2 separate regions of the Homo sapiens genome follow, and region 1 is linked to region 2. Evidence: chromatin contacts called from ENCODE Hi-C or POLR2A ChIA-PET data. All regions are on one chromosome and are shown on one strand. The core of a region is the stretch at or near the end of the contact, and the rest is flanking DNA. Distances in the headings are between cores, read along the strand shown.

What was found. Hi-C counts contacts between places; a loop is a spot of excess contacts on that map. ChIA-PET counts read pairs that join two places held with the same protein, here RNA polymerase II (POLR2A). Pooled maps may share reads with other maps.
Region 1: a pooled map shows a loop between it and region 2 (4-fold over the local background). The contact joins the promoter of DONSON here to the enhancer-like site in region 2. A Hi-C loop is called at or near these places in 7 of 50 pooled maps. POLR2A ChIA-PET finds 5 or more read pairs at or near these places in 2 of 52 experiments (CD8-positive, alpha-beta T cell and activated CD4-positive, alpha-beta memory T cell).

What each region holds. Positions count from the first base shown.
Region 1 is chr21:33,587,424-33,592,715 of GRCh38, forward strand. DONSON (DNA replication fork stabilization factor DONSON) reads right to left here and starts at 1,261. Exons shown (of 10, transcript NM_017613.4): 1 at 898-1,261; 2 at 99-179. The coding sequence starts at 1,218. CRYZL1 (crystallin zeta like 1) reads right to left here. Exons shown (of 13, transcript NM_145858.3): 12 at 3,739-3,784; 13 at 1,918-2,498. The coding sequence ends at 2,399. RefSeq lists a silencer at 802-1,491 and an enhancer at 950-1,449.
Region 2 is chr21:33,380,206-33,385,650 of GRCh38, forward strand. No RefSeq gene overlaps it. Among named protein-coding and RNA genes, the nearest start is that of IFNGR2, 20 kb to the right of the region's middle. RefSeq lists enhancers at 1-1,036, 199-358, 2,801-3,160, 2,978-3,272. Within about 2 kb of position 3,011, at least 37 of the 41 ENCODE cell types and tissues checked have a DNase peak (open chromatin) inside an H3K27ac peak, as active enhancers do; they include CD8-positive, alpha-beta T cell, where a contact is called at or near this core.

The sequences.
Region 1 (5,292 bases), core at 11-2,510, 210 kb after region 2:
TTCTGAGAAGTATAAATGTATTTTTAAAAATAGGCTCAAATCCTATGAAAAAAAAGTTTATACAAATACACATTCTAATGATATTTAAAAAGTATTACCTGAGGTAATTCAGTAACAGTTGTTCTTTCAGGAAACTTCTCTTCCCATAGCAAATCATTTTCTTGATTAGAATCTAAAAACTGAGGTTAAATATATTCTCCTTTAAAATTTAAAGGATGCTGAAGTTTGCGTTAAATATGTACAGAGCCTCACCTGGCATACATGTTTCTCAATAAACGCAAGTACACCTAAATTCAGAGGCACCCCATCCAATCTATGAGTTTCAACACTTCAGTTTTGTGTCTGAACTTTAGTATCAAAATTGAGGGGAACAGGGACCGGCGTTTCAAACCGAAAGATCCAAAAGGCTTTGGGTAAGACAGATGCTAGTGAATTCTGACCCCACGAATCCTCGACATTCCCCCATCTCCAGAATAATTTGGAGTGCGTGAGAGAAGGGAGGCCCTAAATCACGGGGGAAGCAGGGCTTGTCACCTGCCCCATCGAACAGCGTCCTTGCAAGATGGGGGCTCTCAGGGTTTTTCGAGCTCTTTTCCAAGTCACCTCTAAGTCCTCTCCAAGGGGCTCCTCGCTGCCCTCTGGGGCCCCCTCACTTTCCTCGGGAACGCGTCCCGTGAGCACAGCCCGCAGCGGGGTAGCCAGGGGAGCGCTCTTCCCACAAACCCGGCCTTGCCAGAATCGCGGCTCCCAGGGCGGGGTACCCTAAGGCCACGGGCGGCCGAAGTCTTCGCGCCCATTTCCTTGCCTCGAACGCGAGGACTTTCCATCCCCCATTCACAGCTGGCTCAACCCACGAAAGACAAGAGCCCCTTGGCGGCCAGGCTACAAGACACTCACCGGGACCGGGGCCTCCGGCTGCTCGCGGGCCGGCCCGTCGGGGGGCTCCGCGGCGACCCGCGGTCGGTTGTCCAGGCGGGCGAAGGGGTTCCTCCGAGCAGCGGCCGGGCCGCCGCCGCTGCCACCGCCTCTGCCCCCCGCAGCAGGGAAAGGGCGAAGAGGCAGCCCCGCCACCAGGGCGGCTCGGCGGGCCGCCGGCTCCGTCAGCTCACGGGGCGGGGAGGCGGCAGCTCCACGGCTCCGGGCCCTTTTCCGTCGGAGCCGCACTACCTCGGGCGGCTTTCGGAAGCCCGGTGAGTAGCCGGGCACCGAAAGGGCCATGACGCGCGGCGGCTGAGGGTAGCCGGCCGCCCTACAGAGACTTCCCGCGCGCGCCGGGCCCGCCCCTGACGTGGCGCCTCGCCGAGCTCCCGCCCCCGACGCGGCCCCGCCTCCGCCCCCGCCGGTTCCGAGCGGAGCATGCGCAGTGGGCAGCCCGCGAGACGCAGCCCGCAGCGGCGATCCCGGGTGGCCGTCAACGCCCACTGTCCCAGCGGTGACCCTGCCCTGGCGCTTCTGCCAGGTCCTCGGCCAGAGTCCAGTCGCCAGGTTCAGCGACGCTTCTGGAAAGTATGCGATCCAGGGCGCTGATGTGCACTACCCTGTGGGGCACCGAAATAGCTTAACTCTATTTAAGCCCGCAGCAGGGATGTGATCAGCCCGGGGTTTGGCGCCTGGATGAAAAGGAAACAAACTTGAGCTGCGGCGATGGGCTGCTGCTTCCATAAACTTAAGAGAGGGCAGTGGCTACTGCTCTCAAGAGGCGAGGAGAGGGGACTAGGCCACCTTCCTCAACCCCCAGAGAACTCAGATAAGACGTCAGCACGCTTCCTATGCCAGCGCAGCCTACCGACATCCCTCCCTTCCCCGTTCCCAGTGCCTGGTCATCTCAGACTTCCAGGCAGCTGCCACTGGCAAGTTAATGGGATCTTCTTTGATCCTGGGGAAAGCCGGAGTGAATGAATAGTTGAAAACACAAAATTTAAGTGCCTATGGGCTAAGTCTTTTAAGACTTCAAAATATACTCAAATGCTTAAATTATGACAGCAAAGACTTAAGGAAGGTGTTGAGAACGGAGTTGATACAAAATTAATACGTTACTTTGATAGCTTAGCAAAGGCCTGCAACAGCTTTTATCAAGAGTAGTGTGACTTTTGCTGAAAGCAGCAGTTTTCTTCATGGAAGGAATTTTATAGCAGGGGCAAAATATATAGAAACAATGAAAAGGTTTTTAGAAAAATTCCCTTAAGATGTTAATTATAGAATTATCTTGATCATTTGCACAAGAATTTTTCAAACACTTTTCAAATGTGTCAACTGAGCATCTTGTCTTAGCAGAGAAACGTGCTTAAAAATGCAACTTGTTTTATCTTCCTTGGTTTTTCTCAACAATTTCCAAAGAAAATTCTGGCTTCAAATACTGGAATATGTTCATCCGACTGAGGTCTGAGAAAGAAGAAAATTAAAATTGAACAACTTGCTTTTTTCTTCCTTGATTTTTCTGAACAGCTTCCATGGAAACTTTTGCCTCATACAGTGGAATGGGTTCATCCAACTGAGGTCTGAGAAGGAATGAAATTAGAAATGTCAGGTCTAGTTAAAGATAAGTAGAACAAACAGGGTGGTATATGACAAATGCTAGTGCTCAAATCTATTAGTGTATTAATTAATTTTTTGAGACAGAGTCTGGCTCTCTCATCCAGGCTGGAGTGCAGTGGCACGATCTCAGCTCACTGCAACCTCCGGCTCCCGGGTTCAAGCAATTCTCATACTTCAGCCTCCTGAGTAGCTGGGATTACAGGCATGCACCATCAAGCCTGGCTAATTTTTGTATTTTTAGTAGAGATGGGTTTCACCATGTTGGCCAGGCTGGTCTTGAACTCCTAGCCTCAAGTGATCCACCCACCTTAGCCTCCCAAAGTGCTGGGATTACAGGCATGAGCCACTGCACCCGGCCTCAAATCTATTACTTTAAGTAATTCAAACAAATTCGTCCATTAGTGTTTCCAATGTTAAAAGTGGTTAAGTTTTGAAGGAAAAAAATTATCTACTTTATTTACTCCCTCTTTTTTTCTGAGACGGAGTTTCTCTTGTTGCCCAGGCTGGAGTGCAATGGTGTGATCTCGGCTCACTGCAACCTTCACCTCCCAGGTTCAAGCAATTCTCCTGCCCCAGCCTCCCAGTAGCTGGGATTATGGGCGTTCGCCACCACGCTCAGCGAATTTTTCTATTTTTTAGTAGAGACAGTGTTTTGCCATGTTGGCCAGGCTGGTCTCGAACTCCTGATCTCAGGTGATTCACCCACTTCAGCCTCCCAAAGTGCTGGGATTACAGGCGTGAGCCACCACGCCTGGCCTACTCCCTCTTTTATAACTGATAAACATATTCAACTTTAAACAAATATACCATGGTTTTCTCTCCTTCAAGCTATTGGTTACTTCAAGTTGCTTTGGGAGGGGTGATGAGGAAAAGCAAAGGGTGAGGTACACTACATAATGGAGTGAGGAAAACTCACAAGCCACTTCTATCTCTGCGAGTACCTACTGGTGTACCACCAGATACACTTTGATAAATATTAAAGAGCAGCTATTTAAACGAAATATAAGATCAGTGCAAAAGTAAATGCAGTTTTTGCCATTACTTTCAATGGCAAAAACCACAATTATGTTTGCACCAACCTAATAATAAAATATGGAGGCAACAGGTACATGGCGAGAGCTAAAACAAAAGTGGGACTGCCTGCCTTAGCTCCCTGAAAATAGAAAAACAAACAAGAACAATGATTTGGTTACTTTAGCGTACCTGAAAACACCAGTTGATAACTTCTCCATCACATCCTTTAAGATACGTAGCTGGAAGGATTGTTAAGGTGGCAATGTAAAGGAGAATTAAATAAAACCATTCAATAAGCAGAGGATGCCAGGCAGGCCACTTTCTCTTGTTTCAAGTTTTGCACTCTCAGAGACTCAACATGTTAAGTTAGAGAAATTCTGTAGGACGTCAAGTTTAGCTCTACAACAGGGAAATGATTTGAGAGTTGGTGGTGTAATAGAGCCTAAATTTCCAAGGACAAGTGACAAGAGCAGCAAGTCAAGCCTGGTGCTTATCCTAAGTGCTCACCACTATTATCTCAATGGATGCGAATGAAATAGTGTCTAGTTTTCATTTCTACACTACATATGGCATTTTTAGTTAAAAACAATTTTAGCACGTATATATCTTACTTTAGATGTACATTCGTTGACCAGGCTGGTTGGTTAATGGGCTCAAAATTTGTTTGCAGAAGCCAGTAAACTTTATGTGTGTATGATATACAGTCATCCCTCACGCATCCATGAGGGATTGGTTCCAGGACCCCCATGAAGACCAAAATCTCCAGATACTCAAGTCCCTTATAGAAAATAGTGCAGCAGCTTGGGAAACAAGGCTCTCTACAAAAAAATTAAAAATTAGCCAGGCATGGTGGCATGTGCCTGTTGCCCCAGCTACTGGGGAGGCTGAGGCAGGAGGATCCCTTGAGCACATGGGTTTGAGGTTACAGTGAGCTGGAATGAGCACTGCACTCCAGCCAGGGCAACAGAGCAATACCCTGTCTCAAAAGAAAAAAAAAAAGAAAGAAAAAAAAAATGGCCTAGTATTTGCATATAACCGAGGCACATCTCCATTATACATTAAGTCATCTCTATATTACTTATAATACCTAATGCAATGTAAATACTATGTAGATAGTGGTTATGCTATTTTTTTTGTTTTTTTTATTGTCGTATTATTACTTTTTCAGAGCTTTTTTTTTTTTTTTTTGAGACAGGGGCCCCCTCTGTGGCCCAGGCTAGAGTGCAGTGGCATGATCATGGCTCACTGCAGCCTCAACCTCTCAGGCTCTAGTGATCCTCAGCCTCCCAAGTAGCTGGGACCACAGCAATTCACCGCCACACCAGGTTAATTTATTTTTATTTTTGTATAGACAGGGTCTCCCTATGTTGCCCGGGCTGGTCTCAAACTCCTGAGATGAAGCCATCCTCCTGCCTCAGCCTCCCAAAGTGCTGGGATTACAGGCATGAGCCACTGCCCCCAGCCTCCAAATATTTTTGATCCTTGATTGGTTGAATCCCTGGATGTGGAACCCTCAGATACAGGGGGCTGATCGTATGTCACTAAGAGAATCAGAAAATGATGTAAAAATCAAAGAAAAAATCTATCTTGCTAATTTAATTGAAATTATAATACTAAGATCAAGATTCTATGTAATTGCCCGTACTTCTGAATTATTTATGGCCCAGAATGACACAGTTGGAAGGAGATGTCTCTGTTAAATCACAAGCAGCAACTTAGCTTGTATGAACTGAATGAGGAGGG
Region 2 (5,445 bases), core at 1,761-4,260:
TGGCAAATATGGTGAAACCCTGTCTCTACTAAAAATACAAAAAACAATTAGCCAGGTGTAGTGGCACATGCCTGTAATCCCAGCTACTCAGGAGGCTGAGACAGGAGAATCACTTGAACCTGGGAGTCACGGGTTGCAGTGAGGAGCCGAGATCACACCACCACACTCCACCCTGGGTGACAGAGCAAGATTCTGAAACAAAACAAAACAAAAAACCCAAACAGAATACTGTATAAACCTCAATCATCTGGACTTTTTGAGCCTCAGATTTGGTGGGACTTCCATGCGTATACACATAATTAAAATGGTTTTAGTGGAGAGACTGTCATCTGTCCACTGTCAGTTTACTTCATAGACTCAATTATCAAACCTTCAGAGAGTAGAAAGTTTTACTCTCCACCACACTAGTCTTTAAACATGCGTGGTGTCTCTAACATGCAGCCGAGCTGAGAACACTGGCTGGGCTATCTTCAGGCCTCCCACGCCCTCCGCTGTGACTCGCTCTGACTCACACAACAGGATGGCAGAGGCTTGGCAAGACAGGAAGCCAACGCCTGGGGCAGCAGCCAGGTCTGTGCTCCCGGAAATCCACATTTGGTCAAAGGGGACACTTCGGGGTTGGTCCTCCCTCTGGCTGGGTTGGCCCGATTTCTTCCTGCCTTGCCCCCATGCTTCAGAGACTCCTCCACACAGAGCTGGTCTTAAAGCATAAACAAAACCCATGGATGATGGGGCCACAGAGATTAAATGGCAAGACCCCGGAGGATGCTGGAGGAATGTGTGACCTCTAATTATGCAGAGCATCTGTGAGCTGGATGTCCCGTACCCGTTAAAAGTCACTCCTCGTCTCCCCTCCTGCCAGCCCCTGGCATCCATTAATGTACTTTCTGTCTCTATGAATGCACCCATTTTGGAAATTTTACATAAAGAGGATCATACAATACATGACCTTTATGACTGGCTTTTTTCACTCAGCATCACATTTTTGAGGTTGGTCCATGTCGAAGCGTGTATCAGTGCTTCTTTTCTTTATTGCCAAATAATTTCCACCATTTGGATACATCGTATGCTATGTATCTAGTTATAAGTTGATGGACATTTGGCTTGTTGACACTTTTGGGGGCGATTATGAGCAGTGTTTTAGGGGCCCACTTTCTTTTTCTTTTGTCTTTTTTTTTAACATGGTCTCACTCTGTCGCCCAGGCTGGAGTGCAGTGGCACAATCACAGCTCACTGCAGCCTCACCCTCCTGGGCTCAAGCAATCCTCCCACTTTAGCCTCCTGAGTAGCTGGGACTACAGGCATGAGCCACCACATCCAGCTAATTTTTTTTTCTTTTTTTTTTTTGTAAAGATGGGGGTTTCCACATTGCCCAGGCTGGTCTCAAACTCCTGGGCTCAAGTGATCCACTGCCCTCGACCTCCCAAACTGCTGGGTGCTGGGATTACAGGCGTGAGCCACCACTCCCAGTCTAGGGGCCCACTTTCGAATCACAAGCAGCCACTTTCTGGAAGGCACCTCATCACGCATTGGCAGGGCTATGTCCCTCACAGGTTGCCCCAGATGACGGTCTTCCCAAGTGACTTCTGCTCCAGGTCCACTGTTCAGGCTCCCCTTGGTCCTACCCCTCCAGACATCCAGCCTTGGGGGGATCCTGGGCCCCTACTGTTCTTTCCTATATCAGCCTCAGCCAAGCTCTCCTCACCCCTCAATCCATCAGATGTCCTCCAGTGACATTGAACTTCAAAGAAAGAGCAGAGGCCAGGTGTGGTGGCTCATGTCTGTAATCCCAGCACTTTGGGAGGCTGAGGTGAGTGGATCACCTGAGGTCAGGAGTTCAAGACCAGCCTGCCCAACATGGTGAAACTCTGTCTCTACTAAAAATACAAAAAAATTAGCCGAGCATGGTGGCGGGCACCTGTAATCCCAGCTACTCGGGAGGCTGAGGCAGGAGAATTGCTTGAACCTGGGAGGTGGAGGTTGCAGTGAGCCGAGATTGTGCTACTACACTCCTGCCTGGGCGGCAGAGACCCTGTCTCAAAAAAAAAAAAGAAAGAAAGAAAAGAAGAAAGGGAGGGAGGAAGGAAGGAAGGAAGGAAGGAAAAAGAAAAGTAAAGAACAGAAAAAGAAGAAAGGAAAAGAAAAGAAAGGAAAAGAAAAGAAGGGAAGAAGGAAAGAGCAGAGAGGCCCAGTCGCTCTTCTCAGAGTCTCCGTGGCATCTCGGTAGATTTGCTGATCCCTTTACATAACCCAAGTTGAGGCATGCCCTAATTTCACCCACAAATGCTACTAAGCCCAGGCCCTTATCCAGCCAAAACCATCCTGCCAAGCTCCCACCACCACCATCAGCATCATTTTCAGGTTGTTGGTCATCACTGGTTGTTGGTCATCACTGGTTGTTGGTCATCTATGTCACCTAACAGGCCACTCATGACGTTAGCCCTTGACTTCAAAAAGGACCTCAAAGAAAATTCCAGTTTTCACTCCAAAAGGAGAAATCAGGCCGAGCTGTGATGGCTCATGCCTGTATTCCCAGCACTATGGGAGGCTGAGGCAGGCGGATCGCTTGAGCCCAGGAGTTTGAGACCACCCTGGGCAAACCTATCTTTCCAAAAAAATACAAAAAGATTAGCTGGGCATGGTGGTGCGTGCCTGTAGTCTCAGCTAGTCAGGAGGCTGAGGTGGGAGGATCACTTAAGCCTGGAAGGTTGAGGCTGCAGTGAGCGGTGATGGTGCCACTGCACTCCAGCCTGGATAACAGAGCAAGATGCTGTCTCAAAAACTAGCAAACGAAACAAAAGGAGAAACTGCTGGCAGCCCCTAATCTAGTACTGTCCCGGCTCCACCCACCTTCAGATCCAGCCTCCTCCCCTGGCACACGGGAGCCCCCTCCTCTGACTGTGCTGAAAGTGAGGGAAGATCCCCTCTGGGGAGAGAGCTGTAGCCTTGACCTCTGCACACCTTACTTATCCAGAGCACGAGGCAGGGCCGCTGACTCATCCTGGTTTACCCTGGGCTTTCCCAGTTTCAGCACTGAAAGTCCCGCATCTGGAAAAGCCCCTGAGTCGCTGACAAACCAGACAGTCCGGACCATGCAAAGCACAGTGCATGGTGCTTTAGCCACAAAGTTGATTGAAAAGTCAGAGGCAGTGAGCCACAGGAAGCGCCACGTGACCCAGACTGCGAGGAGGACACAGGAAACCAACCCTCACTGTGTCCTGCTAGGGGGTTAACCCGTCTACAAGCATCAGGGTTGCCATTTCAGAGATCAGCAAACTGAACAGCAGTCGTGACTTGTCCTCGCCTGCAAGACAAGCGAGTAACAAATCCATGAAGGGAAGGACACGGAATTGAGCAAGGGGGCAGGGCCGGATGTCATTTTGGCGTTTTTTTTTCTTTCAGTGATTGAGGTAAAATTCACATAACATAAATTAACCATTTTAAAGTGTACGATTCAGAGGCATTTGGTACATTCACACTGTTGTGCAAGCACCACCTGTATCTCGTTCCAAAATATTTTCACTTCCCCAAAAGGAAACTGTGTCCCCATCAAGCAGCCACACCCTACTCCCTCACCCCCGCCCCCAGCCTCTGACAACCACCAATGTACCTTTTGTCTCTATGGATTTGCCTTTACTGAACAATTCATAGTAATGGAACCATACAATATGTAGTCCTTTGCGACTGGCTTTTTTTACTCAGCATCAATTTTTTTTTCTTTTTCTTCGAGACAGAGTCTTGCTCTGTCACCCCGGCTGGAGTGCAGTGGCATGATCTCGGCTCACTGCAACCTCCACCTCCTGGGCTCAAGCGATTCACATGCTTCAGCCTTCTGAGTAGCTGGGACTGCAGGTGTGCACCACCATGCATGGCTAAATTTTTTTTTTTTTTTTTTTTTTTTTTTTTTTTTTTTTTTTAGAGAGGGAGGTCTTACTACATTGCCCAGACTGGTCTCAAACTCCTGGCCTCAAGCAATCCTCCTTCCTCGGCTTCTCAAAGTGCTGGGATTACAGGCTTGAGCCATCACGCCCAGCCTATCATCCTAGTTTTGTTTTTTGGGTTTTTTGTTTGTTGGTTGGTTTGTTTGTTTGTTTTTGAGACCTAGTTTCACTCTTGTCACCCAGGCTGGAGTGCAATGGTGCAATCTTGGCTCACTGCAACCTCCGCCTCCTGGGTTCAAGTGATTCTCCTGCCTCAGCCTCTCAAGTAGTTGTGACTACAAGCATGCGCCACCACACCTGGCTAATTTTTGTATTTTTAGTAGAGACAGGGTTTCACCATATTGTCCAGCCTGATCTCAAACCCCTGATCTCAAGTGATCCTCCCACTTTGGCCTCCCAAAGTGCTGGGATTTCAAGTGTGAGCCACCGTGCCCGGCTGCCTCATCAATTCTCTATAAACAGTTATTAATGAGAAGTCAGTTGAGCTGTTTCTATGTATTTGTTTCCAGAAAGAAACAGGGTGCACCTAGACCACCCTGGACCTCAGTAAAAGGCTCTCTTCCCTTTAAATAACTGATCGAGAACTTCTAATTATTCTTCTATGAACCTTAGAATGTACCAAGAAAATCCATTCCACAGAGTCTTATTTCTGGGCATCCTGTGCATATGAGCTGAGAGGAATCTGTGATTTTTATGCAGCGCTGAATGTCATCAAAAGGCTTCGAGGAAGAGTTTCCTGAGTTTCCTTGATGTTCGCGGCGCTTACTGTTACTTTCACACTTAGCTAAGTAACCTTTGATACTGTGTGGTTATAACATAATAACCACAGGTCCTTTGTCTTCTCTGTCAAGAGTGAAGAATTCGAAGGACTTTAACCACTGGTAAAAGTGTCTTCTCACATAAACCGCATAGCAGCAAGCATTACGTGAACCAGCTGGTTATTCTCACTAAATGGGTTAGATACAAGTTACAAGCCGATCGCGAAGCTGCCTAGACTGGATTGAGTGTAGGTTAGCCAAACGGCATGATTGAGAAGATAAATCTCATCTGTCCACCCTTTTCCCGTTAGTTCCAAGCCAGCCTCGTGGCTGAGCCCAGCTTCCCAAGCCTCTCTGAAGATGGCGTCAGGCAGTCCAAGCCCGGTTTAGCTAAGAGTGCTTCCAGCCATCCCAGGCTGCAATCACGCCTTCCTTTGCCATCTGGGCTCTCCCCAGGTTAGTGGAACTGCTTTCTGGAAGGTGAGTCCTGCCCTGTGGAGTGCCTGGAGTAGGGACTGGTCACCAGCATTAAGTGCCCAGGGAGGGAGCACGTATACACGAATCAATTTTTAGAAGAGACAATAACCCACTCAAAAAAGGGCAACAGCCAGACTGGTAGCTCATGCCTGTAATTCCAGCATTTGGGAGGCTGAGGCGGGAGGATGGCTTGAGCCCAGGAGTTTAAGACCGGCCAGGGTAACTTAGTGAGACCCTCGTCTCTCTCTATATATATTTTTAATTAGCTG